Linked DNA regions of Homo sapiens: all the other regions are linked to region 1. A link is a contact called in ENCODE Hi-C or POLR2A ChIA-PET data. All regions are on one chromosome and are shown on one strand. The core of a region is the stretch at or near the end of the contact, and the rest is flanking DNA. Distances in the headings are between cores, read along the strand shown.

Region 1 (5,162 bases), core at 778-3,277:
GGCTGAGGTATGAGAATTGCTTGGACCTGGGAGGTGGAGGTTGCAGTGAGCCAAGATCGAGCCACCTCACTCTAGCCTGGGCGATAGAGTGAGACTCTGTCTCAAAAAATATATATATTTTTAGTAGTTTTTGCTATAGTTTTATGAAAGTAACAAGACTAGTAAAATTATAAAACAATTGGCCTTTATGGTCTAAAGCGTTCTTATTTATAGCCACCCAGAATGTATCATCTGCTAGTCTCCACTCTGCTGTCTGTCCTTTCCATCATCCCTCTTGGGCGCCCTACCTGGCTGGCCTGCCCAGTAAGTATGGCACCAGGTTTCCTGTTCTGGGCCTCTGGCTGCTTTGTACTTCTCCATTCCTGGAGGTCTCTGGACCTTCAGCTGCTCAAAATTCAATTGCACCAACTTTGACTGAAGTGCACTGCTGATGATCCTTCTCTTTGTGAGCCTTGCCTCTTCCCTATGAGCTACTTTCTGCCTAGACCTCCTCATGGTGCCGTGTCCAGAACGTGGGAGCCACCCGGCTAGGAAACTCAACACTGCTGCCCTCCTAGCAGTAGCAGCAAGCTACAGCTTGCCCCCTTTCAAGGTGTTTGACCCTGTTGGATTTCTCATTGCTCCCCTTCTTGCTTTGTATTTTTTTTGGCAGGAAGAGTCTCTTTTATTTCTGAGCTGATTTGCAGATCAGAAACGATGGACCTCTGTTGAACTCTGAAGCAGTCCTCCCTCTCCACTTGGGACTGCTAGTCCTCTTGCCTTTGGTATAAAGGGGTCCTCCATCTGTCCCCAGGCCCCATCCTCCGAGAGGCCTTCCAGAACCTGAGCATTGTGTTTTTCTTTTTCAATACTTTAGTACCTTAGAAACCAGAAAGTGATAAATGAGGAGAGTAGGTATGAAGTAGAAGAGGATTTTGATGGCCAGCTCGTAAAGTGTAGCGTTAAGTGAAACATTGTGATGTGAACAATTTGGTATTTTTGAAAGTCCTAATGCTACTTGTACCAGGTGAAATGTTTAAATCTCTCTCAAGCCCCTAGCATTTTGATATTCTTAAAAAAGAAAAAAAAAGCCACACAGAAGGCATTAGTCCAGCGTGGTATGTTATTGAAACTGGAACGATATTGCAGCATATCTCCACATCTCCCGTTGACGGCAAAGCTGAGCCAGTGAAACAGGTGTGAGCCTTTGAGACTGCTGGGATAACCCATGCTGTGGAGATGGAAAACTAAACTTTTGAGTGAGTTTTCTGGTTTATTGGGATTCATCCTTGGTATATCAGCAGTTGTGGTTTCAAGGTTCCATATTTTAGTTCTTGTTCCACTTGATGGAACACTTGACATCTATCCTCTTCTGTAACTCCGCAAGAGGGGCATTTGGTTAATGGTCATTTTGGAAAGAAAGCTATTTTGGGGACAGTAATTGCCTGGAGTCTTTATGTAAGAAGAGACCGAAGAGTCTTAGCAAGGAGAAGGTTTCTGTTTGCGGCATTTGGCCCATAGTATAGTACACATTCCTGTTGTGTTGTTTTGTTTGCATCATTGGGCTTAGATGTTATTAGATATTACTAGTCTAATCCAATTCCTTGTTCTTGGAGAATAGGTTTCTTGTTTATCTGAATGGCTTTTCTTTGCGTCACTATGCCAGAATAGTCATTCTTGGACAGAAATGATGGTTTTAAAATCTCTCTTACATTTTAAGACCTGCTCTAGGGGTTGTAAAATAGTACTGCTGTTATTGGGAGGAGTTGGGTAGGGGCCACAGCAGCAGGGAGAGAGAGGCTCCCATCGTACAAACTTGCAGACTTTTATTAAAACGTATTTATTGATTGCAAATTATGTCAACAGAGTGAGGCTTTGGTAACTCTTCAAGTTACTAGTGTTTCCTTCTTTGCATAGTTGTTTCCCATCACCCTTTAAACATCTGCTGCTTCTGGTCTTGTCCAGTCATGCTTGAGTGATCAGCCCCAGAAGTCTGACAGCTCTTCCTGTCTTGACTCAGGACAGTCCAGGACAGCTGAGCTCCCTGCACTGAAACAATGGGACTCCTGAAAACTGCTCTGCTGTTGACATGAGAAGCACATTTCCTCTTTCTTAACTTCCAGAAAGTTACTGTGGTGGCTTTGAAATTTGTTCTGAAACAATAAGCTCAAAGGATTCTGTTAATCTATTCTGATTAATTTAGGAGGCAGCAGCATTCATTATTTGACTTATGTTAGTGGTTAATTAACCAAAGTAGAACATGTTCACTTTTTATAAATTAAATGCTGATAGAGTAACAAAGACGAAATATTTTACAACACAGATCCTTGAATTTGACTCTGAAATATTCTGTTATTTTGCAGCAGTTTCCGGTTTTAGTGACACTTACATACTGTTTCTATTATTAGCAAGTTTTGAATTTAAGTAACTTGAAATGGATATGAAAGTTGTTTCTATAAATAATACAGACTGTACTCATGTGAGAGTTTTTTTTCTTTAATTTCATTGTTGGCCTTGATTGGGGAGAAGATTTATATTTTATGCCAGTCTTTTCTTGTTTAGAATTGGCAAGAATTGGATTGAGTTGTATTAAACTGTTTATGTGAATAGATAGTTACTTTTGAGATGTCTTTGAATGTAGAATATTCTTGCAGCCATTTCTTGATGGTCTGCCTTGACTGTCTTATGGACAGTTGGCATCAGTGACACTTTCATTTATTTACTTATTTATTTTTTTTTAGACAGAGTCTCGCTCTGTCGCCCAGGCTGGAATGCAGTCGTTCGATCTCAGGCTCACTGCAACCTCTGCCTGCTGGATTCAAGTGATTCTTGTGCCTCAGCCTCCAAAGTAGCCGGGATTACAGGCATGCACCACTATGCCTGGCTAATTTTTGCATTTTTAATAGAGATGGGGTTTTACCATGTTGGCCAGGCTGGTCTTGAACTCCTGACTTCCAGCAATCTGCCCACCTCGGCCTCCCAAAGTGCTGGGATTACAGGAGTGAGTCATCACTCCTGGTCAATCAGTGACACTTTTAAATCACTTGTGTCCTTGACTCTTTTTATGTTGTCTTTATGAGGGACAGGCCCTTTATTCTACCAAGGAGACCTCCATAGTTGCTCATTCTGAATTCTTTCAGGAAGATTTGGTTGAGGGTTGTTCATTAGGCTGGGGCCTCTGCCGGGGTGGGTTGAGATTAGATGGATAACAGGAAAATAATCATAGTGCTTCCCAGCCCCTGTAAGTGAGGGGTCTTCTTAGGATAACTTTTTGGCTTGGAGTAAATGTCCCCCCCAAAATCTTAAACTCAGTTTAAGGGTGAAAACTTAAATATAATTTGTTCCTGGACTTTGGGATTCTGTGAACATTTGTTTGCTTCTGTTAGTGATGGTTATGGAGGGTTTAACCGCCCACATTTTCACTACCTTTTTAGCCCAATAAATGGAAAAAGAAAAGGTAGGCAGGGAATTTTGTTCCACTTAAAACATCAGTTGGCCTGTTCGGATTCAGGTGACTCAAGGTTTGGTAATGAAGCTAGAGAAGTCTTGTGCAGATACACTCAAACTTCCTGACTGTGCAGTTCAGGGAATTGTAAGTAGAGCCTGAGCAAGGAACACCTTGATTGTTGGAGAGGAAAGGTGGAAGATGAGCACTCCCTAATCCTCCTCTACTCAGTTTCTTTAGGGTTAAATGGGCATTTATTTAAATGTAGGATTCTGCTTGCCTGAACTCCCAAGGTTCTGTTAATTGAATTGAATCCTTTCTATCCTGGGCTTCCTCCCGCACCATAGCAGATGTGAGGATATGGAGCATAATGCAGTAGTGCTCTGTACTCTGTGTTATGCAATTTGAAAAGTGCCGTTCTAGCCCGAAAATGTTAGTGCATTGACTCTCTTTCACATGAAAGGCCTTAAAGTTTACCCCTGGAAGTCAACCTAGGGTGGCACAGAGGCAGAGACCCATTACCACCATCAACCCTCTGGCCCTTTTAAAAGGTGGGGAGAGGCTACTGTGAACACTGAAGACAGCACTTTAGTTGGATGGACTTCATAATTAATGTCTCATTAAGTGAAGACTTCCGTTTCATTTGGCTTTCCAGACCATTCGGTAGAAATGCAGAGGAATGGAGGGAGAACAGTGCATCTCAGTTGGCAGGCAGGAAGAGCAGATGTGGAAGAAGCAACAAAGATTTTCTCCAAGCACTTGAGCCGTGCTTTAGGTATAGATGGACTGTCTTTGGGGCCATCCTAGTAATCAACATGGTTAATGGCAGCTTCTCTCTCTGTCCTTGAGTCTTTTAGCAAAAATAAGTTTTTATTTGACTCCTCAAGCAAGGGTACCCAGCCTTGGAGAGGAGATGAAATTAAGATAAATCTTTATTTTTTCTTATTTGTATTTGAAGGGGAAGTTTAAAACTAGTCATGTAAATAGCTGTTTGGCTTATCTGGACTTTCCAGTCATTTTTGTTTTCCTTCCTTTCACGGATAATCAATCTTTCACTATCTGTTCGTATTTGCTTCTTATTGTGGTCTCCTGCTCCGCCCTGCCCACTCCCACTTTTTTTTTTTTTTTTTTTACTTTGTTCTGAGCCCTTCTCAGGCAGAGGAGGTCAGGCAGGTACACGTGCCTTTGGGAAGAAGGTGGTGGAAAAATATGGAATAATGAGCCCTTCTGACTTTGGATTCAGCAATTTAACATTGGTGCAGTAGGTGGAGTTATTCTTGGAGTCCCAGTTTGAAGATTGCTGTGCAGAAACCCATCTGTGCTGCTGGTTGCCAACATTTCTGGTACAAATATTGTCATTTGCTCTTGAGGCAATCTGCTATTTCAGTCCTAGATGCAGTTTTGTAATATGCTGGGTAAAATAGCAGACAAAAAATATCTTAAGTGGTGGTATAATCTTCAGTTTAAAAACACTTTAGCAATGTTTCCAGTAGAGGATTGTTCAACGTGTCTCCTTTCCTTGGCTGTAAACATAATCTAAATTCATTTTTCCTCGTTTGCCTGAGCCACGGTTCCCTTGTGCTGACTTTGCATGTCAGTAACTTCCGTACCCATCAGAGAGGAAAGACAGAGGGGCAGTCTTGTGCAGGTAAAAGGTTTAAGTAGTAACATTTCCTTAAGATTGCACCCTGTAGAGGTTTAGCATTCCATGATCATTCTGTTGATAAGCAAATGAGAA
Region 2 (5,162 bases), core at 1,985-4,484, 470 kb before region 1:
TGACTAATCTAGTGACTATGATTGTAATGAGGACTCAAACGTGACATGAAGCCAAAAGACTGGGGAAAAAAATCTTAAACAACTTTCAACATCAAAAGCCTTTAGAATTTTATTGCTCTATTTGTCACAAGGAGGGACATAGAGAACAATGATTTTATTGCTTTATTCCTTAAATTTAGGAGAAAAGTATGTATTTTAAGATTCCTCGTAAATTATAAGCAAACACTTTTATACAATGTGGTAATGGTTCAAAATGTACAACTTCTATGGAGGATAATTTGGCAATATCTATCAAGACTACAAATACATTTACCCTTTGACACAGCAATTTCATTTCTGGTAATTTATTCTATAGATATACCTGCACATGTACAAAATCATGATATACACAAGCTTACTGACTGCAGCACTGTTTGCAATAACAATACGGTATCCATCTCTAAGGGACTGACTGGTTAAACTATGGTACATTCTCATAGTCTACTGTAACAGAGAGAAAGAAGCTCTTTATGTATGGATACAAAGGGAGCTCCAGTTACATACTGTTAAATTTTTTAAAACTAGTGCAGAATAATATATACAGTACATTACCTTTTATGTATGCTGGAATAAGAACTTGTGTCTACATGCATGTAGAAACAATGGAAGGATAGGCAAGAAAATGAAAAAAAAAAATGATAACCTATGGGGAGTGATGGCCACTAGATGACTGGGGACAGGGGCTGGTGAGTGAGCGCAATTATCTATTTAAACAATCAGAAATGCTCCCTAAATTACAAGTTTCTAGTTAAATGCAGTAAGAAATTCCTCACAAGCTCTGCAAAATAAGTTCTGTCAATCAAATCTTACATGATGCATTAACTGAGCTATTTTAAAATACTACCATGAATTCATCTTTAAAGTGTGACTTTGTAAAGCAGATAATCCTCCTGTTTTTCATACATTGCGTTTCCTAAAGTTGATTACACTACACAAAGAATACAATATTAAAGGACCATTCAAAATTAAATTAATTTTGTTTCTAATTAAAGGTTAAATCAATGTGTATTACCAACTCAAGAAGATAAAGACAGACTACACTGGAAGGGATTACTTACTCTAGATAACTCACAAAATTCATTTTACAGCCTAGGTACCTCCAAGAAAGAGAGACTTTAAGTGACCTGTGTGGTTTTAAAAATTCATGGTATTTATTTATAAGGATAGCCTAGGTAAAATAGTGAAGAACTTTAGCAACTATCCAAAAAGACCAAAACATCAAAAAAAAATCCAAATCCTAAACACCTTGCAGGTAACAGGAAATAAATGTCTACAGAAGAAATCCACAGCATTGTTAAAATATGAGACTACTATTCTTTGTGCATCCAACTTTGCCAAGTAAAAACGGTATCAACATAAAATATATTTAACAGATACCCTAGTGTTTATGTGGTATGTACATAGTATTTTGACATGCAAGAGGGGAGAAAAATCAGCGGTGTGCTTTTTGCTTTACATCTTCAAAACTGGATCTCAACTATGAGACAGACTAACAACATACCTAACAGAGTTGTTACTTTGTTTCATGAGAAAGGAAATAATGGTGTTCTTTCAAATTTAAGCATCTAAAGATACACAGCTCTGCATTAAATACACTTGATTATTTCTAGACCACAAAATATACAAGAAAAACTAAACATGTTGCTTTTATTTTTTAAGGGCTTTCCACAATTCTTTGGGTATGACAGTATTATGAACACCACCATTATAATATAGGTGCTTCATAACATGAATGATATGACCAACTCATTGCCCATTTCCCAAAAGGCCACAGAGAAATAATTTAATATATAATCAAAGTCAGGTTGATGAAAAGGAAGAAGGCTCACAGCTTTCATAGGGGACTGAGAAGACAGAAATCTTCTGATGTTTTGAAAATGCAAGAGCAATGTACATAAAAGTGCTTTGTAAACTGAGTTTACATCAAAAAGGAGCACTTCATTCAACACAATTATTATTAGAATCTCTAACAGCGGAATTATCATACAGGCCTATTGTCTGCTATCCAGCACTTGCAGTAATCACAGAATTTCTTTGGCTGTGACTTCCAGTAGTCCGCCCTGAAAAAGAGAGACAACAAGGCTAAGCTCATGTAAAACTTAAAAAAGGTTAAATTCTGCATGCTTTACAGTTTTTAAAGTTTGAAATATATGCCCCTGCTACTGAATCTTGTCTTGTTATGTATAGTCGTTTTATTATTTATCTGGTTGGAGCACAGTCAATTGAAATTCTGTTGCCAGCGGAGTAGAAAAAGTCTGTATCTGATTCATTACAAAACTCCCTTCAATAAAATGGCTTTCAAAAATTCCTCACTTGTTATCGTCATCGTTATGAAAAACTAAGGAACATCTTAGAAGAACATTTATCCTTTCTGGCTTTGGGGGAGGTTGCTGTAATGGAAACCTGAAGAAACTCATAAAGTTTGCCTTAAATCAAGTTATTCCCACCAAGAGAACAACGTACAAGACTACTCTGGGGAAAACTGTAGTTCCTCCCAGACTCTCAGTTAAAACAAACTGTTCTTGAGCCTCAAGGCAAGAGAGAACTGGAAAAGCCATGGGACTTCGTAGACGGCCGACAAAAAAAAAAAAAAAAAAAAAAAAAAAACCATTACGCTATCCAGGGCTGGCCGCTTCCAGTGGGCGGGGGAGGCCGCAGCCCAGCCCTAGTTTCACAATACCCTAGGGTTCAGGGGCTTCGGAAACCCAAGGGGTGCATGCGACCCCCGACAGCGTCGTAGAGAGAGCACTGCGTCGCTTCACCCGCGGCCGTCCAACCAGCCCCCTGAACCGGCCGCCGGCCTCCCCCTAGAGCCCGTGCCCCATACCCCAGGGCGTTCAGCGGGGTAACATTTCTACCCCGCCCTGAGAACCGGCCCTGCAGGTCTGGGGCCGGTCCCGAGCGAGTTAAGAACGCGTCTGTCACGCCCCCGGCCGAAGGGCGGGAGGAGAGGAGGGGAAGACCCGGGCGAGAAAGGGCGGCCCAGAGAAACAACACCTCGTTGTTCAGGGCCTGAGACCCAACTCACATGACTGCGCCAGCCGCTCTGCAAGTCGTCCAGGGTTCCACTCAGACTCGCGCTTTCCCAGCGGGACGAGTCGAGCTCTTCCAGCCGCCCGATGCCCACCCGAACCTCCCTCCGATCCAGACACCTTACTCAGTCCCCGGGACCAGCGTTCCGCTGTTCCCAACTACGGGTGCCCAGACGATCCAATCCGCGTTCGAAATCGCCTCCTCTCCCCTCCCCCTACAGGGGCGGTACTCCCGGCTCCAAAGAGGTGGGGTCGGTATAAAGGGGTTGAGGTCACCGGGAAGGGGTAAAAGCGCGACGGGACCTGAGCTGAAGGACGGGATCTCAAGCCTCAAGTCCCTGCGCCATCCCGCCGTCTCTGTGTCCTCCCCTGGGGCCCAAAACCTCCATCCTCCTTCTAGGCTCGCTGGCTCAAGGCCAAGGAGCTCAGCGCGCCGCCTCCGCCCGGAACGCAAACAGCTGTTCCCAGAGACGTCTCCGCTCTCAACTTTGCCAACTACTCCGCACGCACTTTGACCAGCGGAGCAACCGGGACCTGTGGGTCGGGGTCCTCTGGCGGAGTTAAAAAAAAAAGAGGTGAAACTGCGGGACCGGCGCTGCGAGTCGCTAGGCTTCGCCTCAAACTTTGCTGTTGCAGCGGAGCGGCCCCGCCCCTCCTCTCCCCTACGACGCCCACGCGCTCGGATGGGGCTTGTTCCCTAGCTCGGGAGCGTGTGGGCAGCAGCAGCGGCGGCGGCGGCGGCGGCGGCGGCGGCGGCAGCAGCAGCTTCAGTAGCGCAGAGGCGGCGGTGGCGAGAGGTGCGGCGAAGGAGGCAGAGGCACTTATGCTTGTCAGGTGGGTCACGGCAGTTTCTCATAGCACTTCCCATATGGTCTAGCGGTTAGGATTCCTGGTTTTCACCCAGGTGGCCCGGGTTCGACTCCCGGTATGGGAACGCTTCCTTATTTTTCTTTTTTTTTGCAACTATCGGTTTGGAGGGCTGACTTTTTAAATCTTGTGTTCTGGCTCCTTTCTTGTCCCCGTCTGGGTGAGTTTGTAGAAAATAAGCATTACTGTAGTTAGTGGCGCCAGGAGCTGGGCTGCGGCTTTTGGAGCCTCGAGTGCCACGCCGTGCCTGCTGGAGAAGCGAATGCGCTTCCGATCCTTCTCCCTCCCGCCTCCGGCTCACGGGGCTGGTGGGCCCTGAGGGAGTTTCACTTTCCCCTGGGCTGCTCCCCCGCCCCTCCGGCCCGTAGTTTTCCAGACGCCCGGGAGGTGATGATTAACTCCGGCCTTGCGTTATCTCCTCCCAGCGCCCCCGTCCGGCCCACACCCTCTTCAGCCGCTCTTGCGACTCTTCCTATGCAGGACGGGCTGACCCCCCTGCCCTGGGCGCCCCAGAGCCCGCGCCCGGACCAGTAGCTCTAGTGGTTCTCTGGCCGCAGGGTATTTACGAGGCCCCACGGAACACAGTGTGCCTTCCGCGCCCTCCCGGGGGGACGCGCTTTCCCGGCCGCGCAGCCGCCCGGCGCCCCTTTCCGCCGCGTGTGCGCTCGCGTCTCCACCCGCGGCGCCTGAGCAAGCGCGAGGCCGGCCTGCGAGGTCTTCCCAACTTGACTTAAGGGGCGCTGGTCGCAGTCACGGAAAGTACCCTCGAAAAAAGGCCTTTGGGAACGAGAATCTTTTTTCTTTCCCTTTAAAAATACACACCACGAGCTATGGAGGAGAAAAATACCACTCTGATGAGATGGCTTTAAATAAGTATATCGACTTTCCAAAGGGTCTAACATTTTGAGCGCGGTTGATTTAAAGAAAAAAATTGATTAAAACAACGGCAAAACATCCTGGGGTGGAGGTGGGGCTTGGGAAAGAGAAAATTGGCTGGAGACTGGGGAGGGGACGTTAAAACAAAGTTTCACTGTATTTTTAAATATAGAAGCCCTGTGTTTATTACAAAGAAGGGACAGCTGTGTCAGCAGCATGTGAGCTGTAAATGAAACAAAAGCGTTATCTTAAATGCAAGCTGAAATTAGAAAATAGGGTCGGCTATAATGTTTATTGGGCCTCTGGGAACAAACGAAGAAGGAAAAAGTGACTCTTGTAGATGGGTTT
Region 3 (5,162 bases), core at 1,857-4,356, 380 kb before region 1:
GATTTTTTAAACAGTGATTGATTAGTGTGTGTTCAGTCCACTGCCCACAACTTTGACATAACATTTAATCATGAAAACTGATGTTTGTCAATCAAGAGTCTGTGTGATATGGCATTAAAAAAACATCAATTTGGGAGCCTGGCTCTAGCTGTGTAACTTTAGACAAGTTTTTACATATCATTGAGCTTTATTTCTTTCACAAAAATAACAGAATTACCTCCCAAGGTTATGAGCATTAAATGCTTATGCAATGCATTTACCTATAGCATGGTACATGGAACAGTCCTCATATTAATGACCTGAGATAAATCAAGAAAAAGCTTTAATAGCTCTTGTCTTACACTGGATAATCTCTATTATCCAACTGGGTAAGTGAGGTGATGAAAGTGATTTTTGTGACTTGCATACCAGTTATACAAATTCATTCAGATCGTTTTGTTTTGTTCTGTTGTCACATTTTTCCTTTGATAATCCAGAATGGCTGTCTTGATTCTAGAATAAGCCAATAAACTTGTGACTCAGGATTTTAAAAATCTGGTGGACTTATGCCGTAAGGGAGCATTTTCCTTTAACATTTGTTTCGACATAGTTTGCCCTGGCGTTGTTCAGTTTTTTTGGAGTACCACTAATTTCTCCCATACCTATGAGCAGGTAGTATGAATTTTCCATTCTGGGAGAGACTCTATTGTAGCTAAACTGCCTGTATTCAAGGATGCCTTACCTCATTTTATTCTTTGCTGTGTACATATTGTATAAGATTCTTGTCAAAGTCCATCTTTTCATAGCAGAAATTGCCCTTTATGATTTTTTAAAATTCTTTGAGTTATATGGAATCTGCATGTTTAAAACACTTACCTGTCTGGTAGTGACTACTCTGATATTTATTAATCTACTTAGTTTGTAAGTAAAGTAAACATTTACATCTGGTTAAAATTTACTATACCCCCCCCCAAAAAAAAACTACCTGTTTGTTTACCTCATAACTGATTCTGTTTACATATACCCACACATACACAACCCACCAATACTATTAAGCTTTTAATGTGGACATTCCAATAAGAAAACAGATCATTCTCATTGACTCTTACTTTTTGAGATGTATGGCCAAATTGTAATTTATCCTGGCTACAAAAAGAAGAATCTAGGCAAAGACTAAAGAAAGCCAATTGTCATGACACAGTTACACTAGGATTAGACTTTGTTAAAAAATAACTCCACAAGGATTTGCAATGGAATTTCAAACATTATCTTGGGGAATTCTGGAGAAAAGACCATTTTACTTAGACCTTTATGTTTTTGATGGTGCTGTGCAAGAGAGAAGCCAGGATTTTTTCAGAAACACTCAAATACTGGCCAGACGCAGTGGCGCATGCCTGCAATCACAACACTCTGGGAAGCCAAGGCAGAAAGATCGCTTGAGCCCAGGAGTTTGAGACTAGCCTGGGCAACATAGGGAGACCCCGTTTCTATTAAAAAAATAGCTGGGTGTTGTGGTGCCTGCCTGTGGTCCCATCTACTCAGGAGGCTGAGTTGGGAAGATCACTTGAGCCTGGGAGGTGGGGGCTGCAGTGAGTTGTGATCTTGCCACTGCACTGTAGCCTGGGTGACAGAGTAAGACCCTGTCTCAAAAAAAAAGAAAAAGAAAACAAACTTGTTTCAGCTGTAGGTCTAATACAGTGATCATTTAGAAGATAACTATCAATCTATATATAATATACATTTTTTATCCAAGCGTTAATTGAAATGAGACTTTCATTATGACTTAGTAATAAATTCTAAGTAGTTTATCTATAGGATCCTGTACTGGTAGTGGTTAAACTTGTGGACTCTAGAGTCAGATTGCTTGGGTTCAGATTTCAGCTTTTTCTGGCTGGGTGACTAGTATGTGTCAATAATATATAGCCTAGTGTTGTGGGGATTGAGTGGATAAAGCCATATGACGTCCTTAACATAGTAGCTGCTTCCGTCATCACTACATTAGGGGTACCACTGTATTCTATTTTATAGTTTATTATATTGAAAGACTCCCAAAGACAGAGACTAGAGAACACTTTTTACACAGCGCTGTAGTGAGTTTTTTTAGTTGAAAGTACATTGACCAGACACTTGAATCCTTTTTTCCCCTTAATTAAACCACATGTTTATCTATGTGACATTTATAGCAGGTACATAATCCATAAAAATGAGGATATTAGAGAACAAACGCCATTGGGAAGTGTAAGGAGGCTAATAGAGACAAGTATGTTTTCTTGGCACGGAGGTTAACATCCAAACATACTTGGCACGAAGATTAACATCCAAAGCAGCATCTTTGCATGTTAACCTCCATGCCAAGAAAACATTACTTGCCTTAGTCTTGAATACAATGTAAAGATAACACTGCCTAACATCTTGTACAGCTCTTTGTAGTTTACAGTCTTTTCTGTATACACTTGGATTCTTACAAGTCACTGTATGATAGAGATCGTATTTTTCCCGTTTTCTATAGTATAATGTTATCTTGAATTTATTACTAAGTGACTAGGAGACCTGTATTAGAATCTTTCACCTGTGATAGATTTGTAGGGCAAGCTTACAAAGGCATCCAGAGTAATTACTGTTCAAAGTAACCTAGCTGAATTACTAAATAAGTCTAGATTCCAGTTCTGATTTAGTAACACTCTTTTAGAGTATCAACTAGAGGATAATTTGTCTTTTAGCTGTTCGTTAATTTCCTCATTAATCTTGACGACACTTGATTTGTTTGTTTATATTTTAAGGGATGATGGGATAATGCAGAACAGTATAAGGATTTGCTATATCATTTGAGCTAATGCATTGAAATATTTTAAGTTTTTGGAATGGTAATAATGTAGATTTTTTTTTCTTTGAAAATGTGCCAGTAACAATGAAAGAAACTGAGGAAATTGCCAGGGAACAATCCCCACATGCACAAAACCTGTAGGCCCAGATAGTTTCGTGAGTGAGTGATTTTCAACTTTACCAGCCCGGGCAACATAGTAAGACTCTATCTCTACAAAAAATTTAAAAATTAGCATGATGTGGCAGCCTGTACCTCTGATCTCAGCTGCTTGGGAAGCGGAAGTGGGAGGATCTCAAGCCTAGGAGGTAGAGGCTACAGTGAGCCATGATTGTGCCACTGCACTCTAGCCTGGAGTCTCACTGACAGAGACCCTGTCTTAAAAATTTAATGAACTAATTTAAACAGTTTCGGTTCAGAGAGAGTTTCCTAATTCAGTTTTACAAAACTGACATAACACTGATACCAAAACCTGGCAGAATTTGCATACACACATATAAACACTAGGCTAATCTAAAAATTTATGTGCTGTTTAATAATTAATGAACACTTATTGTCTCTTACCCTTGCCAGGCCCTGCACGTGATATGCATTTTATATTTTCATCTTTAAAAGCCTGTATGGTGTGACAACTCTTGTTATCCCCATTTTACAAGTAAGGAAAACATGTATAATGAGGAATCTCAAAGAGGTTGAAGGAATGCATGTTACCCAGAAACACACAACTGTAAAGTGCCACTTGTATTGAAATTGACTGACCTGAGAGAGCCCAAACTCTTAACCATTATGCTAGGGTATAAGAGAGAAAAAGAACCATAAAGGAAAAAGAGAATATGGAAGACTATTAAGTAAATTGTCTTTTATACTGATTATATCTAGGATTAGTGCGATTTTTTACTTTTTCCCAAATACATTTATGTATAACATTTTTAAGAACTAGACTCATGTACTACACCTGTAGTCAGTAAAACTATGATGTTCTTATAATTTAGACCAATGTGTTGAGCAGTGGGTACTACAACTACATAAACTTTTCTGCCTGGTTGCTAAAACTGCTTTTTATTTTATAATAAGGAATAGGTCCCTGGGCGCAATGGCTCATGTCTGTAATCCCAGCACTTTGGGAGGCTGAGGCAGATGGACTGCTTAAGCCCAGGAGTTTGAGACCAGCCTGGGCAACATGACAAAACCCCATCTCTACAAAAAACACAAAAATTAGCTGGGTGTGGTGGCACATGCCTGTTCTCCCAGCTATTCATGTCGCTGAGGTGGAAAGATTGCTTGAGCCCCAGAGGTCAAGGCTGCAATGAGCTGTGATTGTGCCACTGTACTACAGCCTGGGCAACGGAGCAAGACCCTGTCTAAAAAAAAAAAAAAAAAGAATATAGAAAGTGTTTACAGGGAGCTTGAGTTAATCAACAGAAATATTTGGAGCTGTTTTAGTGGCATATTTTTTTAAAGTATGTGGAGAATTTGGCTATGAAGAATTCTTCACAGAAAACTTTGTACTGGGCTTTGGAAATCTATTGTACAATCCTAGCTTGCTTTGTGTAATACATCAATTCCTGAAATCATTTAAAATACACTTTGGAATTTAGAAATAGTAGAAACCATTGAGGAGGGGCACTATATGGAAAGGAAGCAATGATGTTTCATACTCTTGGAATATAAATATGTTCTGTATTATTTATTCCCAAAGATAATTATTAAAAATGTGCCATGGGGATTTGTTGAAAGGATTTCAACTTTTCACTTTGTTCACCAGTCACCCTAATTTTTTGTGTGTGTTTATCCATGTAGATGTACTGTGTGTAGCGATTTCCTTTAATTTTATCATGGTTTATATGAGGTAATGAAGGAATACCATCATAGTATTTTGAAGATGTTTTGAAGTTTTGTTTCTCCCATCAGATGGACCTCTGCTTTTTAAACTTCTTATTGAAGTGTAGCATTAATATAAAAATGTATGTCGGTAATAAGCATGCAGTTTATGAATTTTCACAAAGTGAACACACATATGTATCAACATTTGCTTTTAGTTGAAGCTAAATGTTGTTGCTAAGTGTGGATGGTTAAGGTTTGTTCACCTATGTTTTGAAAAGACTATTCTCATTAAAAATAAAACAAAATCAAATCCCAACAAAGCTTAAAGGTTAAAGAAAGCAAAAGAAATAATAAATAAAGCAAAAAATAATTAATAAACAAAAAGGACAAGGCATGGTGGCTCACACCTATAATCCCAGCACTTTGGGAGGCCGAGGCAGGAGAGGATTGCTTGAGCCTAGGAGTTTGCGACCAGCCTGGGCAACATAGAGAGACCTCATCTCTACAAAAAAAAAAAAATTAGCCAGACATGGTGGCA

What was found. A loop is a pair of places that touch in the nucleus more often than their neighbours do. ChIA-PET counts read pairs that join two places held with the same protein, here RNA polymerase II (POLR2A). Pooled maps may share reads with other maps.
Region 2: a loop to region 1 is called in a pooled map, with 5 times the contacts of the local background. The contact joins the promoter of WBP4 here to the enhancer-like site in region 1. A Hi-C loop is called at or near these places in 4 of 50 pooled maps. POLR2A ChIA-PET finds 5 or more read pairs at or near these places in 2 of 52 experiments (Caco-2 and activated B cell).
Region 3: a pooled map shows a loop between it and region 1 (9-fold over the local background). The contact joins two enhancer-like sites. A Hi-C loop is called at or near these places in 1 of 37 single-sample maps with no recorded cell type and 2 of 50 pooled maps. POLR2A ChIA-PET finds 5 or more read pairs at or near these places in 1 of 52 experiments (activated B cell).

Annotation. Positions count from the first base shown.
Region 1 is chr13:40,586,661-40,591,822 of GRCh38, reverse strand. The region is part of intron 1 of FOXO1 (forkhead box O1); the gene reads left to right. Among named protein-coding and RNA genes, the nearest start is that of FOXO1, 77 kb to the left of the region's middle. RefSeq lists enhancers at 1,805-2,044, 2,055-2,114. Within about 2 kb of position 2,027, at least 20 of the 41 ENCODE cell types and tissues checked have a DNase peak (open chromatin) inside an H3K27ac peak, as active enhancers do.
Region 2 is chr13:41,059,581-41,064,742 of GRCh38, reverse strand. It overlaps WBP4 (WW domain binding protein 4), which reads right to left and starts at 3,234. Exons shown (of 10, transcript NM_007187.5): 1 at 3,068-3,234; 2 at 2,027-2,099. The coding sequence starts at 3,069. TRE-TTC1-2 (tRNA-Glu (anticodon TTC) 1-2) reads left to right here and starts at 3,934; the gene lies at 3,934-4,005. It also overlaps a transcript of ELF1 not described here. RefSeq lists a silencer at 4,440-4,619.
Region 3 is chr13:40,967,740-40,972,901 of GRCh38, reverse strand. The region is part of intron 2 of ELF1 (E74 like ETS transcription factor 1); the gene reads left to right. Among named protein-coding and RNA genes, the nearest start is that of ELF1, 49 kb to the left of the region's middle. Within about 2 kb of position 3,106, at least 3 of the 41 ENCODE cell types and tissues checked have a DNase peak (open chromatin) inside an H3K27ac peak, as active enhancers do.